Linked DNA regions of Homo sapiens: regions 2, 3, 4, 5, 6 and 7 are each linked to region 1. The links are chromatin contacts, found by Hi-C or POLR2A ChIA-PET in ENCODE. All regions are on one chromosome and are shown on one strand. The core of a region is the stretch at or near the end of the contact, and the rest is flanking DNA. Distances in the headings are between cores, read along the strand shown.

What was found. A loop is a pair of places that touch in the nucleus more often than their neighbours do. ChIA-PET counts read pairs that join two places held with the same protein, here RNA polymerase II (POLR2A). Pooled maps may share reads with other maps.
Region 2: a loop to region 1 is called in a map with no recorded cell type, with 14 times the contacts of the local background. The contact joins the promoter of DDX19A-DT here to the promoter of CMTR2 in region 1. A Hi-C loop is called at or near these places in 1 of 37 single-sample maps with no recorded cell type and 7 of 50 pooled maps. POLR2A ChIA-PET finds 5 or more read pairs at or near these places in 1 of 52 experiments (PC-9).
Region 3: a loop to region 1 is called in a map with no recorded cell type, with 14 times the contacts of the local background. The contact joins the promoter of ST3GAL2 here to the promoter of CMTR2 in region 1. A Hi-C loop is called at or near these places in 1 of 168 maps with a recorded cell type or tissue (naive thymus-derived CD4-positive, alpha-beta T cell), 3 of 37 single-sample maps with no recorded cell type and 7 of 50 pooled maps.
Region 4: a map with no recorded cell type shows a loop between it and region 1 (30-fold over the local background). The contact joins the promoter of DHODH here to the promoter of CMTR2 in region 1. A Hi-C loop is called at or near these places in 7 of 37 single-sample maps with no recorded cell type and 14 of 50 pooled maps. POLR2A ChIA-PET finds 5 or more read pairs at or near these places in 1 of 52 experiments (activated T-cell).
Region 5: a map of naive thymus-derived CD4-positive, alpha-beta T cell shows a loop between it and region 1 (15-fold over the local background). The contact joins the enhancer-like site here to the promoter of CMTR2 in region 1. A Hi-C loop is called at or near these places in 1 of 168 maps with a recorded cell type or tissue (naive thymus-derived CD4-positive, alpha-beta T cell), 2 of 37 single-sample maps with no recorded cell type and 11 of 50 pooled maps.
Region 6: a loop to region 1 is called in a pooled map, with 6 times the contacts of the local background. The contact joins the promoter of MTSS2 here to the promoter of CMTR2 in region 1. A Hi-C loop is called at or near these places in 1 of 168 maps with a recorded cell type or tissue (chondrocyte) and 8 of 50 pooled maps. POLR2A ChIA-PET finds 5 or more read pairs at or near these places in 1 of 52 experiments (HCT116).
Region 7: a map with no recorded cell type shows a loop between it and region 1 (20-fold over the local background). The contact joins the enhancer-like site here to the promoter of CMTR2 in region 1. A Hi-C loop is called at or near these places in 5 of 37 single-sample maps with no recorded cell type and 8 of 50 pooled maps. POLR2A ChIA-PET finds 5 or more read pairs at or near these places in 1 of 52 experiments (BJ).

What each region holds. Positions count from the first base shown.
Region 1 is chr16:71,287,957-71,290,855 of GRCh38, forward strand. It overlaps CMTR2 (cap methyltransferase 2), which reads right to left and starts at 1,446. Exons shown (of 3, transcript NM_018348.6): 1 at 1,180-1,446; 2 at 922-981. LOC102723786 (a long non-coding RNA gene) reads left to right here and starts at 844. Exons shown (of 4, transcript XR_933707.3): 1 at 844-999. RefSeq lists silencers at 1,199-1,568, 1,649-1,718.
Region 2 is chr16:70,345,199-70,348,097 of GRCh38, forward strand. DDX19A-DT (DDX19A divergent transcript) reads right to left here and starts at 1,549. Exons shown (of 5, transcript NR_039997.1): 1 at 1,001-1,549. It overlaps DDX19A (DEAD-box helicase 19A), which reads left to right and starts at 1,705. Exons shown (of 12, transcript NM_018332.5): 1 at 1,705-1,850. The coding sequence starts at 1,794. RefSeq lists enhancers at 705-1,323, 1,324-1,941, 1,460-1,949.
Region 3 is chr16:70,437,598-70,440,496 of GRCh38, forward strand. ST3GAL2 (ST3 beta-galactoside alpha-2,3-sialyltransferase 2) reads right to left here and starts at 1,503. Exons shown (of 7, transcript NM_006927.4): 1 at 1,352-1,503. RefSeq lists silencers at 1,175-1,374, 1,475-1,654.
Region 4 is chr16:72,007,380-72,010,278 of GRCh38, forward strand. DHODH (dihydroorotate dehydrogenase (quinone)) reads left to right here and starts at 1,365. Exons shown (of 9, transcript NM_001361.5): 1 at 1,365-1,406. The coding sequence starts at 1,386. RefSeq lists silencers at 1,117-1,216, 1,160-1,359.
Region 5 is chr16:71,899,097-71,901,995 of GRCh38, forward strand. The region is part of intron 1 of IST1 (IST1 factor associated with ESCRT-III); the gene reads left to right. Among named protein-coding and RNA genes, the nearest start is that of IST1, 5.0 kb to the left of the region's middle. Within about 2 kb of position 1,400, at least 3 of the 41 ENCODE cell types and tissues checked have a DNase peak (open chromatin) inside an H3K27ac peak, as active enhancers do.
Region 6 is chr16:70,684,548-70,687,446 of GRCh38, forward strand. MTSS2 (MTSS I-BAR domain containing 2) reads right to left here and starts at 1,506. Exons shown (of 15, transcript NM_138383.3): 1 at 1,176-1,506. The coding sequence starts at 1,244. It overlaps VAC14 (VAC14 component of PIKFYVE complex), which reads right to left. Exons shown (of 19, transcript NM_018052.5): 19 at 2,892-2,899.
Region 7 is chr16:70,736,289-70,739,187 of GRCh38, forward strand. All of the region lies in intron 13 of VAC14 (VAC14 component of PIKFYVE complex), which reads right to left. Among named protein-coding and RNA genes, the nearest start is that of VAC14-AS1, 17 kb to the right of the region's middle. RefSeq lists enhancers at 1,533-1,692, 1,665-2,195, 2,097-2,266. Within about 2 kb of position 1,388, at least 30 of the 41 ENCODE cell types and tissues checked have a DNase peak (open chromatin) inside an H3K27ac peak, as active enhancers do.

The sequences.
Region 1 (2,899 bases), core at 196-2,695:
AACTTCACATACTAATTAACGGCTGTAGTTAAGCTGTGAAACCTTACCTAAGCTAATAGGAAATTACCTTCACATGAGGACAACTTAAGTGATTCAGACACTCCACCGTTCTGACTATACTTTTGCTGTGTTGCCACCTAATTTTTATTACTACTCCCTTACTCACTACTCCAGCCAAACAGGCCTTTCTGCTGTTCACTGAAGACACCAAGCACATTCCAAGACAAAAGTCTTTCTGCATTGGTGGTCCCTCTGCCTGGAATGCTCTTTCCCCAGCTGTCAGCACAGCTAACTCCTTCACCTCCTTCCAATATTTGCTCAAATGTCATTTTCTCAGTGAAGCCTACCTAAGATTGCATCTTGCATTCCCCATGCCTCTTACCTCGCTGTATTTTTTTCCTATGGTACTCATGTACTTCCAACCTATAACTTCCTTCTTTTTGTTTACTGTTTATTATTTGTCTTCCCCAAACTAGAATGTAAGCTCCACAGGACAGAGATCTTTGTTTTGTTTACACATAGACCATTCCAAGAAGTTGGACATTGCCTGGTACACAGTAAGCACTCAGTATTACTGAATAAATGAGTGGATATCATACTTAGCACAAAAGGGATCTCTCTCTTCAGGTTCTGAATATGAGTCATTAATAGTGCACCTCAACTTCACTCCAGCACTTAAATGCATGACTTAAAAAAAAAAAAAAAAGCATGTGGCTTACAGCGTGTGTGGAAAAATTTTCCAGTATATGATCCTCTGAGCCTTTCATTAAACAGTCCTTTGAGCTTTGTGACATCATAATTCTGCTAAGTGGGTCGCTATTACCATTCTCATATTGCAAACTCAAGTAGGCAGTTATGTAGCCCCCGCCCAAATTAGTGAACCCAAAACAAAACCCACAAGATCTCATCAACAGTTTTTACCTCACAGCTGACACTTATAAAGGAGTTCCAAGTGCTTCCGCCAACTCCTCCTACCAGCAACTGTGAAAACAACGGCCAGTGAGTATCCAGGGCTGACTTTGGGCCGGGCACCCCATATCTCATTTCATCTAGTGAAGTAAGTCCCAAACCCCACTCCAGAGGCCCGGTCCCTGACCTGGAGGAAACTCAGTCCCAGCCCCTGGCTCACCCGCTGGGAAGTCGAAGGAGGGCCCGGAATCGTACCCAGGCCTGGATTACCTTCGCCCACGCCCACTGGGGCCCCAGTGTCTGGAGAGGCTGCACTTTACTCTCTCGAGGAAGCCATTCTGCACTTCCGCTCTCGGGGCTGCTTCCCGGGATGGTCCCTCCCTTTGGGTCCGCGGCGCCTCCAGCCACAAGGCAGGGAGATGGTGCGCCGGACTGGGGGGAAGGCTGTCCGGACCCGCCCTCGCGGCACCGGGAAGCCAGTCCCACCTCCGGGCCCCGCAGCCGCGAATGCCGGCAGACAGGGACCAGGAGGCACTCAAGTCCCACTGCGCACGCGCCCTGTAGGCCGGGCCGGAGTCACGTGCGCCAACGTTACGCACGCCGGCGACTCTCGCCTCGCCTAGGCCTCAGCTCCCTAGGTTTTGCTTCGCGGAGTACAGAAGCTGGGAGGCGCCAGCCTCCCGCCCCCGGCCACTATGGCAACGGAAGCGGCGCGCGCAGGCGGAGCATTCTTTGGCTCCGTCCCGAAGAGGGGTGAAAGGGAGAGGGACAGGGAGGCGAAGGGGAGGGGGAGGGGGAGGGAGGGAAGGGACGGGGCAAACCTGTCTGTCAGGACGTGCTGGTTCCGCTCACTGGCTGCTGGCCCCAAGGGCTTTCAGACTCTTCTGGACAGTTGTTACTTCCTGTACAGACTGGGTTGAAACTGCAGCTCAAAAGACGATAGGTTAAAAGCCAAACTAGGGAACTGCAAGATAAGATTGTTTATATATACATGACATAATATATATTAATTATGTTGCTTAATAAGCCAATAAGAAAAAGGCCAACAACCCCAGAAGGAAAATGAGCAAATATTAGAACAGGCCTCCCAAAAAACAAAAAAGTCAAACAAATAGCCACTAAGGATATACAAAACTGTTTAAACTATTATTAGACAAGAATGGAAATGAAAACAGCAAGTTTTCTTTTTACTCGGTTTAGCAAAGATGTAAAACCTTGGTAATGACCACTGTTGGTGTGACTATGGGGAAACAGGTTTACATCTGTGGATGGAAGAAAAACGTTATTAGAAACCTTACGGAAGGCAAACTTATTTATTTGTTTGTTTACTGAAACAAGGTCTTACCCTCACCCAGGCTGGTGTGCAGTGGCTCGATCTCGGCTCACTGCAGCCTCAACTTCCCCGGGCTCACGCGATCCTCCTAGAGAGATGGCATCTCCCTATCTTAGGCTGGTCTGGAACTCCTGGACTCAAGCGATCCGTTGGTCTCGGCCACCCAAAGTGCTGGGATTACAGGCATGAGCCAAGCCGCCTAGCCCAGAAGGCAAACGTTGAAAAGAGACATGCACTTTGGCTGGGCGCAGTGGCTCACGCCTGTAATCCCAGCATTTTGAGAGGCCGAGGCGAGCGGATCACGAGGTCAAGAGTCCGAGACCAGCCTGACCAACATAGTGAAACCCCGTCTCTACTAATAATGCAAAAAATTAGCCAGGCGTGGTGGCGGGCGCCTGTAATCCTAGCTACTTGGGAGGCTGAGGCAGGAGAATCGCTTGAACCCGGGAGGCGGAGGTTGGAGCGAGCCGAGATCTCACCACTGCACACCAGCCCGGGCGACAGTGCGAGACTCCGTCTCGGGAAAAAAAGAGGACATGCATTTTAACCCAGCAATTCCTCCTCCTCGCAGTTTATCCTTAGGAGATAATTAAACAGCTGGCACTCACTTTGGACAAAATGTTCATTTCAGCATCTCAATAACATAGCCAAATGGAA
Region 2 (2,899 bases), core at 299-2,798, 940 kb before region 1:
GAGCTGTGAACGTGCCACTGCATTCCAGCCTAGGTGACAGAGCAAGACCCTGTCACAAAAAACAAACAAAAACAGTTATTCTTCCTTGGGAACTGCTTATAAAAAAGAAAAAGCAGGTCAGCACTGTGGCTCACACCTGTAATCCCAGCACTTTGGGCGGCCCAGGCAGGCAGATCCTTGAGCTCAGGAGTTCAAGGCCAGCCTAGCCAACGTGGTGAAACTCCATCTCTACTAAAAATACAAACATTATCTGGGCGTGGTGGCGTGTGCCTGTAATCCCAGCTACTTGGGAGGCTGAGGCAGGAGAACCGCTTGAATCCAGGAAGCAGAGGTTGCAGTGAGCCAAGACCCGGCCACTGCACTCCAGCCTGGGTGATATCTGTAAATAATGGTTCCATGAGTTTAGAAATACAAAGTAGCATGACTTAACAAATTTACACATCTATGTAACCAGGTCCCAATCAAGATACAGAATAATTCTATCACCCAGGAAGTTCTCTTGTGTCTGGACCAAACATCCTTCTCCACAGGTAAGCTCTGTTAGTTTTTATCAGCATAGATTTTATTTGTCCTATTCTTGAATCTCATATAAATAGATTATACATTATGTATTTGGTGGTCCTTCAACATAATGGCCAGGTGTGGTGGCTCATGCCTGTAATCCCAACACTTTGAGAGGCCAAGGCAGGAGGATCTCTGGAGTTAGCAGGAGATCAAAAGCAGCCTGAGCAATATAATGAAGACTTCCGTCTCTGCAAAAAGTTTAAAAACTAGCCAGGAGTGGTGGTGCGGGCCTGTGGGCCCAGCTACCTGGGAGGCTGAGGTGGGAGGTCAAGGGTGCAGTGAGCCGAGATCACACCACTGCATTCCAGCCTGGGCGACACAATGAGACCCTGACTCAAAAAAGAAACGAAAAAACGCATTGTGTGTTGTGTTTATTGGATGGTGGAATTATGGGGTTTACGGGTCTTCTGTTGCGTTTTGGTTTTTGTTTTCTTACCTGTTATCGCGTTCCTAACAGTAGAAATTGGCATCATATAGTATTCTCATGGAACTTTCCTTTGTTCAAAGCCCTACAGTTCAGAGACTTACACATTTAATGTGAGATATGACAGGCTTAAAAAGAAACGTTGGGGGCCGGGCGCGGTGGCTCACGCCTGTAATCCCAACACTTTGGGAGGCTGAGGCGGGAGGATCACAAGGTCAGCAGTTCGAGATCAGCCTGGCCAACATGGTGAAACCCCATCTCTACTAAAAATACAAAAATTAGCCGGGCGTGGTGGCGGGCACCTGTAATCCCAGCTACTCGGGAGGCTGAGGTAGAATAGCTTGAACACGGAGGCGGAGGTTGCAGTGAGTCGAGATCCCGCCACGGCACTCCAGCCTGGGACAGAGCGAGACTCCGTCTCGAAAAAAAATAATAAAATAAATAATAAAATAAATAAAATAAAATAAACGTTGGCTTATTTCAGTGTGAAGTAAGGCAATAAACGGAGGGCTAACAGTTCCACTTCGTAGAGCTCAGACATTTTAAGAAGCGAGGAGGCCGCGTCCTGGAAGGGTGAGCAAAAAGCGCGAGGTTTGCGCACGAAGGGAAAGGCGAGGCCCGAGGAGAGACCTGGCGCCGCGCAGAATGATGATGTCGCACGCTGGGTGGGAACTGACGTCACCTGTGCTCACCGCCGCTTCCGGTCCGCGTGAGGTGCATTCTCGCGCCGGTGGCGAGGTTAGGGCCCGCGTTGCGACGTGGTGCAGCGCATATTTTCACAAGTGGGTCTCCCTTGTCCGGGACTATGGCCACCGACTCGTGGGCCCTGGCGGTGGACGAGCAGGAAGCGGCTGTCAAGTCGGTCAGTAGCTCAGCTCCTGGCGAGGAGGACGTAGCAGGGGCCCAAGCGAAACCTCCCAAAAGCACAGGGAGCTCCCCGGGTTGGGGAGGCCCCTGGGCAACGCGCTCCTGCAGTTTGCTAGGGCAGTCACTTGCCCTTGATTTGCTCTTAGAGCTAAAGAGACCAATGTCGAGCTTTTTATCTCCATCTGGGCTGGTTAAGGACTTCATCCTTTGGTAAATCCGCCCCACTATGCATGCTGTCATTCCTCTATTGACCTCCTCGGTGACGATTATAAGGAAAGCCAAGTTTAGATTCTGATTCTCTTTTTCATTACGCGACTGTTCTTCGCATGTTTCTGTACTACTCTGTATTTAACATTTCTTAGATCCATGCTTAACGTGGTTGGTAGTTTGTAGCTCTTTGCAGAATAACAGATTGACTTTTGGATTTAATACCTCAATCTACTGCAGATGTTGGAAGGAGGCACTACAAATTGTTTCATTGATGTGTAAAGTAACGGTTTCATGTACTTGTTCTTTCAGTAATGAATATTCATTCAACTGGAATGTAATTACAGCATACACTGTGGCTTTCTGTTCTTATATCTAAGACCTAAACTTTAGGTTTGTTTAGTGATAATGGACTGTCTTTTTTTTTGTTGTAGTTGTTTCTCTTTTGAGGCAGAGTTTTGCTCTTGTTGCCCAGGCTGGAGTGCAATGGCGCCATCTCGGCTCACCGCAACCTCCGCCTCCCGGGTTCAAGCGATTCTCCTGCCTCAGTCTCCCGAGTAGCTGGGATTACAGGCATGCGCCACCACGCCCGGCTAATTTTGTATTTTTTGTAGAGACGGGGTTTCTCCATGTTGGTCAGGCTGGTCTCGAACTCCCGACCTCAAGTGATCCGCCCACCTCGGCCTCCCAAAGTGCTGGGATTACAGCCGTGAGTCACCGCGCCCAGCCGGTATGGGGATTTTTGAGAGGGCTATTGACAGAATTAGACAAGGCTGGCAAGGATTTATTGAACTACAGAGAACAGAATATGTTAGAAGTGATGGCTAATAGAAATAT
Region 3 (2,899 bases), core at 253-2,752, 850 kb before region 1:
ATCCTGAGTCCCACGACTAAACTTGAGATCACCGCCCACATACTCTGTGCCTTCCTCCACAGAGAGATCAGGGCAGCCAGCAGGCATCCCTCCCTGAAAGGGCAACCCCTCCAAAGTTAGCAGCAGAAGCAAGATGAAGCTTAGGGGTGTGGTCTCCCAGACTCCTCTTATGCCACCATCTCTCTAAAAACCAGCGATACCTTCCACCTGAGAAGGGCTTCAGAGCCCACCAGGCAAGGAAGGGGTGGCCAACCAGCTTCCAAACATCCGTCCCAAAGACGAGGCGGGAGTGTGTTACTGGCCAGAGGTCCCAGAGTGCCCTGTACTCCCCCGGAGGCTTTGACTGAAAAGAGGCCCCAGGTCCCTGCCTGCCCCCAGCACCTCTCTAGCCCCTTTCTCCAACACCACCTTTGACTCAATCCTCCGCTCCTTTACGCAGCTGTAAAGCAAGAGGGAAGATGGGAGACGGGAGATGGATGCAGTTGGCAAAAGATAAATCGAAAGGCTAACTTGAGCAAGCAAGCAATTGGTGCTGACTCCTCTACAGGCAGAGGGAACCCGGAGTGGGTTATGCGAAGGAGGGAAGGCCAACAGGAGCGGCAGGAAGCTAAGGGGAGACTCAAGTGAGCTCAGCCCAGAGCTGTAGCAGGGGGTGGGAAGTTTGGTCCAGTCACAGGGGAATGACTGGGGGTAAGAAATGACTTCCATTCCAAGGCAGAGAAGGAACAGGAGAGAGGAGAGACGAGGTTCAGACCAGCCTCCACGGGACTGGCGCTTTGGCCAAGTTTCTGGCTTCAGCCGTGCCTCAGTTTCCCCAAAGTAGGAAGGTCGAGCCGTGAGAACTGGGCCACTGAGGATGGTTAGGGGGCAGTGCCAGGTAGGGGAAAGATCACAGGGGAGAGAGGAAAGAGGAGCTGATGGGGCAGACAGGCTCTGGCCAAGAGTGGGGCCGGGGTCTCCCAGGTGGAGCAGAGGCCGGGAGACCCAGGGTTAGCGGTACGAACTAGGGAGTGGACTGGAAGTCGGGACCAGGGCAGAGAGCTCTTCCGAGGGCTGGGGCTGGGGCTGGGGTTGGGGTTGGGGGCTGCCGGCAAAGGAGCGGAGCGGGAGCCCTGGGAGGCTGGGAGCGGCTGGACGTGCAAAGCAGAAGGCGGGGATCCGGAATGAGGCCAACGCGCGCGGACCCCCGCCCACACGAGGGAGCCCGGCGCCCCGACCCGGGGGAAGTTGCCGGGCTGGAACGGGCCGGTCTGGGCCGCTGGGCCGCGCCAGCTGCCCGCGCAGGGGAGGTCTGGGCAGCCGGGGGCCCGGGGCGCTCTGCATCCCGCCCGCCCTCATCCCACCCGCGCACCTCAGTCAGCGCCCGGCGCCGCGCGGGCCATGCTCGCCGCTCCGGCCGCCGCCGCCGCCCGCGCAGAAAGCCGTCGCCGCCGCCGCCGCCGCCGCCGCCGTCGTCCGGACCCGTTAGCTCGCAGCTCTCTCGTCCGCCCGCCGTGGGCTAGTCCCGCCCTTGCCTGGCCCAACCCTCCCCGAGCGCCGCCGCCGCCGCCGCCTCAGCCCGGCCCCTCCCCCCACCCCTGCCCGGCTTGAAGGGAAGGGTGGGGGACAGGGGCGACTGCCCCCACCCCATTCACATCCTCCCCGTCTCTCCCTCCCTCCGCCCCCCGCACGCGCGCCGGCATGCTGGGATATGGAGTCCAGCGGGCGCTGGGTCGCTAGGGGCGCCCCGCATCCAGGACTACATCTCCCAGAAGACAGCGCGCGCATCCCAGGGATTGTGGGCTTTGTAGTTTCGCTAGGGCTCAGGGGGTCCGCCGTGCAGGAGGGGAGACGGAGGGGGATGGGAAGTCTTCATTCTCAGAAGGCCGGGCTCCAGCGGCTGGAGCAGACGGCCCCGAGCCGGGTTGGATACGTGGGTTCCTAGGGAGGTGCACACTAGCCGAGGACGCCTCTCAGATGCTGCTGTGGCCAGCTGCTGACGAGCCCGGCCGGAGGGCACTGTTCCCACTCGCGCTCTCAAAGAGCCGCGACCTGAGGCCAGCTTGGCTTCACGCCCGGGCTCTGAAAGCCCGAGCTGCGGTGGGGCCGCTGCGCCCTGGCCTGAGGGGAGAGAGACCCCATCAGCGGTGCGAGCGGGGGTTTGGCCTCGCTGGACTTTGTGTTCCCCACCTAGGAAAAGAGGAAAAGGGGGCAGAGTGTCTATTGGTTCCTCATCCACCGGGGCATCTCCCCCTTGCAGGCTCTCTCTTAGATGCCCGTAGCTTCCTGCTGTTGAGGGTAAAGTGAATGCATTTTAAATATTTGCCATGTCTTTTATTAGCCCATCCTTTCCCTAACTTCCGCACCTATTTCAAAACCTTTATGAAACTCCAGGTAGACTGCAGTTTCGCCCTCCAACAGGCTGAAGTGAGGCTGAAGTGGTTCTGAATTTTTGGTGTGTATGGGATCCTCTTGGCCAGCTTGTTTAAACGCAGATTGCTGCCCCCACCCTCAGCTTCTGGTTCTTTTAGCTCTAGGGCAGGCCCCAGAATTGGCATTGCTACCCCGTCTCCAGGTGTTGCTCATGCTGCCGGTTACTACCTTGATAACCTGATAACCTCTGCTGTTGGTGTTTGCTGCTAACACACCGGTATCCTCTTTCAAGGATGGCCCTTGTGTGGGATAATTAATAATGGCCCTGAAGAGCCAAACCCGGAAAGGCAGGGTCCCAGTCTAGTCCCCTTTAGCACAGGAACGCTCTTTGTTTTTGCTCAAGGTCTCACTGTCGCCCAGGCTGGAGTGCAGTGATGTCATCACGACCCCAGCACTTTGGGAGGCTGAGGCAGGTGGATCACATGAGGCCAGGAGTTAAGACCAGCCTGACCAACATGGCAAAACCCTGTCTCTACCAAAAATGCAA
Region 4 (2,899 bases), core at 115-2,614, 720 kb after region 1:
AACAATAAGTATCTGATTAATGCTGTTGACACCTAAGTCTACAGAGGCTATTCTCCAACGGCCAGGACATCATTAGGTAAGACATTTCAAAATTCTTCGTGAGGGCACGATTGCTTCAGAGGACTACAAAGTGACACATTAGGTCGTCATAAATCACCGCAGTACCATCCTGGCTAACACGGTGAAACCCCGTCTCTAAAATACAAAACAATGAGCCGGGCATGGTTGCGGGCGCCTGTAGTCCCAGCTACTCGGGAGGCTGACGCAGGAGAATGGCGTGAACCCGGGAGGCGGAGCTTGTAGTGAGCCGAGATCGCGCCACTGCACTGCAGCCTGGGCAACAGAGCAAGACTCTGTCAAAAAAAAAAAAAAAAAAAAAAAAAAATCACCGCAGTAAACCACACTCCAACGGGCCTGCACACTCAGGGTCTTGATTAGAAACAGTATTTAAAAAAATACCTCCACATCTGTTGCACCACAATGCCAAGGTATAACCAGGGCCACTTTCTCCAGGAGGCACAACAGGCGCAGGGCCAGGGAAGGGCCTCTGACACTTTTAGGATCTCAAGAAATTTTTTTTTTTTGGTTATTTTTCTTTGTTTGTTTTTGAGACAGAGTCTTGCTTTGTCGCCCAGGCTGGAGTGCAGTGGTGCTATCTCGGCTCACTGCAACCTCCACCTTCTGGGTTCAAGCGATTCTCCTGCCTCAGCCTCCCGAGTACCTGGGATTACAGGCGCCTGCCACTACGCCCGGCTAATTTTTGTATTTTATTTTATTTTTTAGTAGACACGGGGTTTTGGGTGTTGACCAGGTCTCGAACTCCTGACCTCAAGTGATCTGCCTGCCTCAGCCTCCCAAAGTGCTGGGACTACAGGCGTGAGCCACCATGCCCGGCCTCAAGAAAATGTTTTAATTTCCTTAAAAAACCTTAAGAAAAATCAACTTTTAAGTTGAAAAAGTTTATATATTAACATATTCATCTTTATATCAACACAGCAGTAAAATTTATTTTTTAAAGTGATAAAAACTGTACAAATATTTCTGGTGTGAAACACAGTGTTTTGATGCTCGCGGACTCTTGGATTCGAGGCTGCGGTAGTACGGACAAACACCGTGCAGCGGCATCTCATCTCCGCCAACAGCCGGCGATCAAGCGGGCAGGCTGGGAGAGGGCGGGCGGAAGAGGCGTGGCCGCCGCTACTGCGCACGTGCACCCAACCAGAACCTGGGGGTGGTGCCGGGCCTTCCCCGCTGCGCGGAGGCGTCCTCTCAACCCTTCTGCCCGGCGACTGGTGGGTTGGCGGCTAAGGGGCGGAGACAAGAGGGGCCGCCACCATCTCCTCCAATGGAAGGGAGACAGGGGCGGGCTTAATGACGGAAGGAGCATGGCGTGGAGACACCTGAAAGTGAGTCCCGCGAGTGAGCAGTGTGGATGGGGGACCAGGGACCGGGGAGGGCGAGAACGGAGAGTCAGGCCGGGCGAGGCATGGACCGAAGGCGGCTCCGGGAGTGTGGGCCCCCCTGGGACGTGTGCGTGTTTCCGGGGTCTCCTGCAAATGCTCGTGCGTGTGCATTTGCACGTGGACTCGGTCAGGCGTGTGCAGACAGCGCCTGCAGGTCTGGGTGGGTGCTGATCTGAGTGTCTGCGCCTGGGCCATGTTTTTGAGCCTGGCACAGGGGTGCTTAGTGAACACATGACCGCCTAGCGTTGTGTGCCGGATCCAACGGGGAATGAAACTAGAGTAGGACATGCTCCCAACCCTTTTAGGTAAAGTTTTGTTAGGGGCGGGGGTCTCTGTGAAAAGTTCTTAGCTGTATCCCCGTATGTAATAGGTGTTCAGAGGCCGGGCGCGGTGGCTCACGCCTGTAATCCCAGCACTTTGGGAGGCCGAGGCGGGTGGATCATGAGGTCAGGAGATCGAGACCATCCTGGCTAACAAGGTGAAACCCCGTCTCTACTAAAAATACAAAAAATTAGCCGGGCGCGGTGGCGGGCGCCTGTAGTCCCAGCTACTCGGGAGGCTGAGGCAGGAGAATGGCGTGAACCCGGGAAGCGGAGCTTGCAGTGAGCCGAGATTGCGCCACTGCAGTCCGCAGTCCGGCCTGGGCGACAGAGCGAGACTCCGTCTCAAAAAAAAAAAAAAAAAAAAAAAAAATAGGTGTTCAGATATTTGTTGATTGACATGGTGGGGGGGAGTACAGTCTCCAAGGGAGGCAATGAATAACCTTGACTTTCTTTTTATATGTTTATTTGAGACGGAGTCTTGGGCTGTCGCCCAGGCTGGAGTGCAGTGGCGCGATCTTGGCTCACTGCAACCTCCGCCTCCCGGGTTCAACCGATTTTCCTGCCTCGGCCTCCTGCGTAGCTGAGATTACAGGCGCGCGCCACCACGACTGGCTAATTTTGGTATTTTTAGTAGAGACTGCAGTTTCACCATGTTGGTCAGGCTGGTCTCGAACTCCTCACCTCGTGAGCCTCCCAAAGTGCTGGGATTACTGGCGTGAGCCACCGCGCTCGGCCTGAGTCTCTTTTTAAAATAAATAAATGGAGAGAGATGGGATCTCACTGTGTTGCCCAGGCTGGTCTAGAACTATTGGCCTCAAGGGATCTTCCCGCCTCAGCCTCCCAAAGTGGTGGGATTACAGGCGTGGGCTACCGCGCCCAGCCAATGAATACTTGATCTACATGTCTTTAGCAGTTTGGAAGGATCCTTAAAAGCAAATCTAATCATGTCATTTCCTGGCTTAGGGAACAAAACCCAAATCTTTATTTTGGCCAAGACTCCTGCTCCTTTCTCCTGCCTCGTCTTAAGCCTTACTTTCCCTCACTCCTCTGTTCCAAACTTTCTCCCTTTTTCATTCTCTTCTGCTACTGAGAGAGCCTTTACACTTTTTCCTC
Region 5 (2,899 bases), core at 150-2,649, 610 kb after region 1:
TCCTTCAAGAAAATTTTGATGGTCTCTGAATTCTGAAGCCTTATTTTCTTGTGAATAACACATGATGCTGTTGATCTTACAGTTTTTTTTTTAAATTAATTTTCAGTCTTAGTTTGACCAGTGAAGATTTTATTATAGTGTGAAAATACACAGTGAACTTTGTGCCACTTGTACATGTAATGCTTCTAAAGGAATTGGACCACCAGGTGTGGCGGCTCATGCCTGTAATCCCAGCACTTCGGGAGGTTGAGGCGGGAGGATTGCTGAGCCCAAGAGTTGGGAGACCAGCCTGGGCAACATAGCAAGGCCCCATCTCTGCTAATAAAAATTTTTAAAAAGATAAAGGAATTGGGCTGTATTATCTTGGAAATGTGTCCTAGCACCTCATTGTGTCTGTTTCTACTCTAACATCACATCTTCATAACTGCGATACAGTGGTCATACCAAAATTTGTTCAAATTACTTCTTTTATAAGAACAACAACAAAAGAAACCTCAGGCTGGGAGTGGTGGCTCATACCTGTAATCCCAGCACTCTGGGAGGCCGAGGCGGGTGGATCACCTGAGGTCAGGAGTTTGAGACCAGCCTAGCCAACATGGTGAAACCCTGTCTCTACTAAAAATAGAAAAAATTAGCTGGGCGAACAGCCGGGCATGGTGGCTAACGCCTGTAATCCCAGCACTTCGGGAGGCCGAGGCGGGTGGATCACAAGGTCAGGAGATCGAGACCATCCTGGCTAACACGGTGAAACCCTGTCTCTACTAAAAATATAAAAAATTAGCTGGGTATGGTGGTGGGTGCCTGTAGTCCCAGCTACTCGGGAGGCTGAGGCAGAGGTAGTAGTGAGCCAAGATTGCGCCACTGCACTCTAGCCTCGGCGACAGAACAAGACTCTGTCTCAAAAAAAAAAAAAAAAAAAATTAGCTGGGCGTGATGGCAGACACCTGTAATCCTAGCTACCTGGGAGGTTGAGGCAGGAGAATCGCTTGGACCTGGGAGGTGGAGGTTGCAGTAGGCTGAAATCGCACCATTGCATTCCAGCCTGGGCAACAAGAGTGAAACTCGGTCTCAAAAAAAAAAAAAAAGATCAGAATAAATAAAATAACACACGTCAAAACCAAAAGCTTTTGTACGTATTGGAGTGTCTGTAGCCAGTCTTGACCTTGCTCTCTCCCCTCCTCACTTCGTACTTTTAGAGCTACAAACACTGAGTTTACTCCCTTAGGAAGTCTTTTTTTTTTTTTTTTTTTTTTTGGCTACTTTTAGCTGCTACTACTTTGAATAGAGCTTTCAGGATCACTACTTCTGGGCAGCTTCACTATTTTGGGCAGCAGTTCTGATTCTTTTCCTCCTCCAGATATCCTAAGAGGAAGGACTCAGTCCATGGTTTTACTTTGCTTATTCAGGATGGGGAGGCTAACTAGCTCGCGAAGTCTCAGCGAGCTGAGTGATAAAAGAGGAACTAGATGGGTTTGCTATGCCAGTGTTAAGAATTGGAGTAAAGTGAAGGATTGGGCTGCTGATCCATGTGTGACACTAATAAAAATAATGGTGTTACACTAATAAAGATAAGTATATATGTATATAAACAGAATACCGAGAACTAGGATTGTGGTCACTAGTTCATAACCATTTTTTAGAGTTTATGTTATAATTGCTTACTTGTCTTATAGTTGTTTTTATGTCAGCTATACCCATTTGATTGTGAGCCCCTTGAAGGCTAGGGAAGCTCTCATTTGAATGTCTGTTGTAGACAGTGGCTTAGCACAGTGCTTAATAGAATAGCACTCAATAAATATTTGGTGAGTGAGTGAATGACAGTAAAGATGTTGAAGCACAGTGATTTTAGAGTAACGTCTGAATCACAAAAAGAATTTTAGATTACTTACTGGACAATGTTAGTATGTGATGTGTATATAATCACATATGTATAAAAATTTGTTTATGTTTGTTAATGTATATATGAATAGTAAATGTTGACTAGAATATTTTATTAACTTTTAGGTTATTATTTCCAAAATTAATGTTCCTAATCATACAGGATAACAAAGTTTATGTTATGTTTAGCTTTGGAAACAGGTTCAAATTCTGAGATAGTAATTAAGTCAGTCTTTTGGTTTTTTTTCTTTTTTTTTGAGACGGAATCTTGCTCTGTCGCCCAGGCTGGAGTGCAGTAGCACGATCTCGGCTCACTGCAAGCTCCACCTCCCGGGTTCACGCCATTCTCCTGCCTCACCCTCCCAAATAGCTGGGACTACAGGCACCCATCACCACACCCAGCTAATTTTTTGTGTTTTTAGTAGAGATGGGGTTTCACTGCGTTAGCCAGAATGGTCTCGATCTCCTGACCTCGTGATCCACCCACCTCGGCCTCCCAAAGTGCTGGGATTACAGGTGTGAGCCACCGCGCCCTGCGTAGTCTTTTGCTTTAAATTCGTTTTTAGTCTGATTTATTTAATGTACTGGTAATCATTTAGGATATATCCTTTAGTTACTACTTTTGTGGTTTACTGTCATTGTCTTTAATGATTAGTTTCTTCGTAAAATGGGGATCTGTTGAATAGGAGTTGAAAAATCCTCAGTACTTAACAAAATAGTTTAGCAAATTGCTTTTCTTTCCTTAATTCTAAAACAAAACTAGATTATGTAAATTTGTAGAATTTTTTTAAAAGCATGTGGTTTTTAATTAAATTTTCTACTAATTAACATAATACATGAGCGACAGCTTTGTACAAAACACTGTGCTAGGCAGTGTGTGGGTGACATACCGTTCTAGGCAGTATGTAAGAAACAGTTGTCTTGCAGTGAGATTGAAACAGATTAATCAGAATTGTTAAACCGAGGGAAAAAGATATAAAGCATGCCTTAAACATCTTATTTTAACATAAAACACACAAAA
Region 6 (2,899 bases), core at 256-2,755, 600 kb before region 1:
AGCAGCACTGTACTGGGTGGTGTCACCCCCATCCCTGGCCTGGTGGGATTCTGTGTTGTGCACTTGGAGAATCTGCGCTGGGCTGTGGGGGTGGGGGCCCTTGGGAGATCCTGTGGGGTGCCTCGTTCTTTCCCCTTCTCCCAGCCCCCAAATCCTGCCCCTTCATCCTAGGCTAAGGAAAGGGGGCACGGCAGGAGGGCAGGAATACTGGTTCCTGGCCCCCACCCTATCACTGGAGCTGGGCCCTCTCTGCCTAGTCAGCGTAGGGCAGCCCTGCCAAACCCTGGCCTCATTTGGGGAGAGGAACCCACTAATTTTCCCAGGAGGAAAAATGGGGGCTGAGGTCAGGGGAAGGGTCCAATAGTCTCCTTAGTGACCTTGAGCCATTTCCAGGCCTCAGTTTCCCCACCTGGTGGGGTGAGGAATGAATGGGTGGTTGGATCCAGCCTGACCTTAAGCAATCCTGGGAGACAAGGAGGGCTCGGAGCTGAGAGCCCAGGGTGGTAATGGGGTAGGAAAAGCGCTTCCTTGGGGTTGCTCCACCGACCCCAACCTTCATCCCGCCTCCTCCCAAGGTGATGATCAAGGCCTATCCTTGGGATGCAGGGACATTCAGCCTGGAGACCTTGGAGTCCTGGAGCTTCCTGGGGCTGTGGGGGTGGGGCGGGGCTGGGGGACGCAGTCTCACGGTCGGGTGCAGAGGCCTAGGTCGGCGGGGAAGGAGTTAACGGTTCTCCGCTTTATTATTTTTTCCTGCTTTGGCGGTGACAGCATTGTCTGGGCTCCGGGGCCGTGGGGGAACATGGTGGTGGAAGGGGGCGGAGGCCGGTAAGACCCCGGACTCGTTAAAGGGCCCTAGAGTCGGTCCTGGATCCAAACCCCATTCATGGTTTGGCGGTCTGGGGCGCAGGGAGCCTGCGTGTGCACAGGCTCGGGTCAGGACCCCACGGGGCCACCGCGGGCACCGCACGGACACCCCGACACACGAGCACCCACACCCCCAGACGGGCACCCGGAGACACGGGCGCCCAGCAGACGCAGGCAGGACGCGCTCAGACAAGGACACACAGACACCGCGGCGCGCGGCCACACGAGGCTCGGCCACCCGCCGCCACGCGTCCCCGGGGGGTCCCGCACCCGTCGCCGCGCGCCCGGCCCCGCCGCGCCCCGGTTACCTTCATGTCGTTGACTATGGCCTGGAAGAGCCCGCCCAGGGCGCCGCACTCCTTCTCCGCCGTCTCCATGCTCTGGCTGGGCCGGGCCGCGGCGGCGGCTAGGCGCACGGAGCGCGGGGAGCAGCGCAAGGGAGGGGGCCAGGCCGCGCGGGCGCTCGCTCCGAGGCCGGGCCGGGCCTCCCGCCTCCAGGCTGCGCTCAGCGGCCGGCCGCGCCGCGCTCCGGGGTCGCGGGCCTCCGGCGGGCGGCGCGGGCCATGTCGCAGCGGGGCTGGCGGGCGGCGCGGGGGGCGCGGCGCGGGCAGCTCGCGGCGCAGCCTCGGCGCGGGGACTGACGGCGGCGGTAATCCGAGCCGCCGAGGATCGGGCGTCACGTGGGCGCGGCGGAGGGGGGACCGCGAGGAGGGAGGGAAGGAGGGCGGGCCGCGCGGGAGGGGGCTGTGGGAACGGCCGCGCGGGCGCAGGCCCATTCACGGCCAGAAACCAGGGCTTTGAAATCCGAGCCCGGGCGCTGCCAGACTGGTCCGGCGAGCGGGGCCGACGGGCGCGGGCGCCACCGAGGGTCGGGGGGCGGCGCTGGGCGGGGCCCGCCCTGCCCACGCAGGAGCGGGACTGGCGGTTGGGCCTCGGCCCCCGGGCAGGGGCTCCACGATATCTTCTGGCCTTTGGTCTGGGGCGGGGGGCTTCTCGCGCTTCTAAAGACAGGCAGTGGGTACAGTGGCGGGATGGGGTCGGTGCATGGGCTGGATGGGTGGCATACACCGCACACAGCAGGGCGCGGGGTATCGTGGAGCCGCCCGCCTTGGGACGTTTCATCGCAGGCACAGACCTTCCTCAAGTTCGGACCCTTCCAAGTTCCTTGGCTCCTTCTCCAAGTGGTGCCGATGCCACCCGGATGGGGTGCCCAAGGCTGGGCATTTGGGGGGCAGTGGTAGTCTCCTGGGCCTTGAACAACCTCCTTCTTCGCGGGTGGGGGCTAATGTCGGACCTGCAGAGCAGAGCTGGAGTGTCCTTGGTCTCTGCTGCCTGAGTCCACGGTGGGTGCGATGCACACACGTGCATGGGGTAGCAATGTCAATCGCAGCCTGTCCTGGAGACTCCAGGCAGGGAAACCCACCCTGGGGGGCAGCACGATGGGGGAGCGCACTCTGGGGAAGAGCAGGCACAAGCTCCTTCTCGCCTACTCCATGGGCCGGAGGGAGCCAATTACAAGCTCATTAGGAGACCAAGCCCAGGGTTCCCAAAGCCTGGGGACAGGTGGTACCACTCCCGGTGAGGAAGGGCTTTCAGCTGCAGCAGTGGTTGGGGCACCTGCCCCTCCCTGGACTGCTCTGGGCTTTTCCTCCCCTTGCCCCGAGATCTGCAAAGTGTTCTGCAGTGTGCATTGCCCTTTCATCCAGGAACTCCTGGGGCTCAGCTCCCATGTCCCCAGTGGGGAACTCCCATTGCCCCAGGGAGTCAGGATGAGAAAGGCAGATTGGGGAAGGCAGGGTTCAGGATTCCAGGGCAGGCAGTGCATGGTGCTCTCCAGGAGGGTGCAGGTTCCAGAGGTGGGGACCTAGGCTCTAGGCCCATGGCTCCACTCAGGTGAGTGCAGGGACCAGGCCCTGGGGCAGCCAGTACTCCTTGGGGCCATCATGAAACCCGATCTCCAGGACAGAGGGTGAGGCCCCCGGACAGCTGCACGTGTCAGCTGGGAAGGAGCAGGCCGGCTCGGGTTGAGGGT
Region 7 (2,899 bases), core at 138-2,637, 550 kb before region 1:
ACGGGGGCTCCTTTTTATTAGCAAGCGTCCCATAGCGCAGAGCACTGCGCAGGGCAGACCGTTCTCATTCTGAGTCTCAGAATGGATGTCTGGGGGCTGGTCTGAAATGTCTGAGTGGGGAGATTTCATTTCTGGCACAAATTCACAGTGCTCTATCAGGATGCTCTGAGGAAGAAGGGGGGCCACCTGTGACCCCCACACATCTGGGGAGGGAGATCAGCCCATCTCTCCGCTGACAGTCTGGCTAAAGATGGCAGAAGAGAAGGGCTGGGCTGCTCTGGACACAACTCTGAACTCCTTAGCCACAGCCCCTAGTGTGGACCCAAAATGGACTCTCAATGTCCAGGCTGCCCCTTGGACCCTGGAGCTGAGGCCCTTAGTGGAAGGGAGGAGGAGGGCAGTGTCACAGCTGCGAGAAGCCGCAGCAAGCGATTCACATCCTCAGCTGAGTGCAGCTCAGCCCTCACAGTGCTCCCAAGGCTTAAAGACTTTCTGCCCTCCCCAAGACAGGGTTGGGAGCCTTGGGAGGGGCTGCATTGAGACCACAGGTTTGAGCAGGGCAGTCTTTTCCCAGCAGGGGAGGTGGGGAAAGGGGCCACACTTGAAGGGGCAGGGAGGGCGGGCTGGACAGGGATGGGAAAGGCCTCAGTGCTCAGCAGGACAGGGTGGGGGCTGCTCGCTCTTTCCCAGCCTCAGTGGCCCCCATCGCCCCCAGCCACTCTGTTGATCTGAGCTGCCCTTTGGCTTGAGATGCTCTCTGAGGCAGGGCTGCAGGCTCAGGAGGAGGAGATGGGTGGAGAGAGAACAAGCTCACCCCGGGAGGGTGACTACAGGAGAAATGGGCCCCTCAAGTATGCTGATTTCCGCCTCACTGCTGCCTGCTCTTCCGCCCACCTCCGGCTCTGGCTCATCTGCTCTTGTAAGCAGGGTCCTGGGCTGGGTGCTGCAGGCGCATGAGGAAAGTGGGAGCCGGGACGGGGCAGCTCAGGGCACGCCCTCCAACACTGCGCTCCGAGGACCTCAGCGGTTTTACTCAGGGGTGCCACTGAGGCACAGCCCCCTGTAGATGGTGGGCAGCTGCTGCAGCAGGGGGCGAGGGAGAGGGGGGCCCACAACCCGGCTGTGTGTCTCGGGAGACAGGCTCTCTTTGAGGGGCCCAGGAGAGTGGGATTTCCATTCCCCAATCCTGCAGAGGGCAGGAGCATGAGGGAGAGTGCCATCCCTCAGCTGAAGGCCACTGTGCCTTGTATTTCTGGTTTGGGCAAGTGAGGAGCCTGCCAGCCCCTGGCAGGAAGTGCACGTGACCGGCGGCTGGCCAGGGGCACAGAGACGCACTCCACACAGAAACCCAGGCTGGCGGGGTGGGCGGCCGGGGAGCCAGCCCTGCAGATGTTACTAAGTGAAACCTGATGTGGTGACATGAGAATCCACAGAACGTCTCACAAACAACCTGCCCCGGGATGTTTTGGATTGAGTTTTGTGGTTATGACGTGAAGAAACCTCACATGTCAGGATAAAAATAACCCTGGCTTCAGTACATAACGCGAGTTACAGTTCAACAGAACCAGATGTGAAAACGTCAGCCACCCAGTTCAGGCCCAGCAGGGTCCCTGCTCCACTCCGGCCTCCCTCCCTGCTGGGGTTGGGGTCCATGTGCCCGGACAGCCCGTTGTGGGCTCAAGATCTGCTGCCTGGAGGATACAAGGGAAGGGCCAGAGGCCGCTCAGGGGAGGCAGCACCACCTTCTCCGAGGCCAGCTCCTCTTCTGTGAACCAGGCAGGGCTAAAGAGCATCAAGTCGTGCTTGGCACAGGAAGTGGTCCACAGAAGGGGTGGGTGATGGAGAGGCTGGTATGGAACCAAGAGGACAGGGTGGGGAAGGGGCAGTTTCCCCCAAGAATCAAGTGGCTGGGAGAAAGGGAGGCTGAGCAGGGTCTTGGGGGTGTAGAGTCTGCAGAACTGGAGGGGGTGCACAGCTACGTAGACAAAGGCCGCCGCAATGGCACCAACTCGGGAACCCACTCAAGGGGCAATCACTTTCTCATCTGTGGGCCGGCCTGGGTCGGCAGGACAGGAGCGCCGGAGGCATCAATCATAGCCAGGAGACTTTGCAGCTGCTCAGGTCAGAGCGAGAGAGAAGCCGATGGGATGCAGCAGGGCCCAGTGGGGACTTCCAGCTGACGCGGCAGTGGAGAGGTCATATAGCAGTCTGCCACCGGGAAAGAGCTATTGCTGCAGGGTGAGGGCTGGGGCCAAAGGCAGCGAGGAGAGGGTGTGGAGGAAGGCACCCCCTGCTGGTGGAGCAGGGGGGCTGGACTGCTGGGGCTTCCAACTGGACAAGGGAGGGCCTGGCAGCACGGGTATGAGAGGATGCCATTCTGGGCAGCAGTGCCGGGGGCCTCAGGCTCAGGTGATTGGTGCCCCTGCCTTCCATTATTTTAATAAACTTTCAAAAATAGGTACTGACCCTTACTGGGCACCTGGTGCCAGGGATTCCGGGGTAAGTAAACTTGGCCTGTGTGGCCTGCCATGACGCTATTCAAACTGAGCTGATGACACAAATCACCCAGCACTGGGCGACGCTGAGGAGCCTCCGCATGCACTTCCAGCTGGGGGTCTAAGAGGTCACAGCCAGGAGGGAACAGATGTGAACTTCACCACCCACCCAGGCAGCCTGAGATAAGCAAGTGTGTTGGAACAGAGGGGCAGGAGAAGCTGGGATCTCCAGGGAAGCCTCCCACAGGGGCCCTCTGCACCGGCCTGTAATAACTAGGACACAAGCAAAGGCCCCCTTCACATGCAGGGAGCATTTAGCCTAGCCCTTGCCATGTGGGAGCTCACAGAGCCCCCAGGCACCCCAGCACCTGGTTTATAGAGAGGGAAGAAGTAGCAGTGAGGTA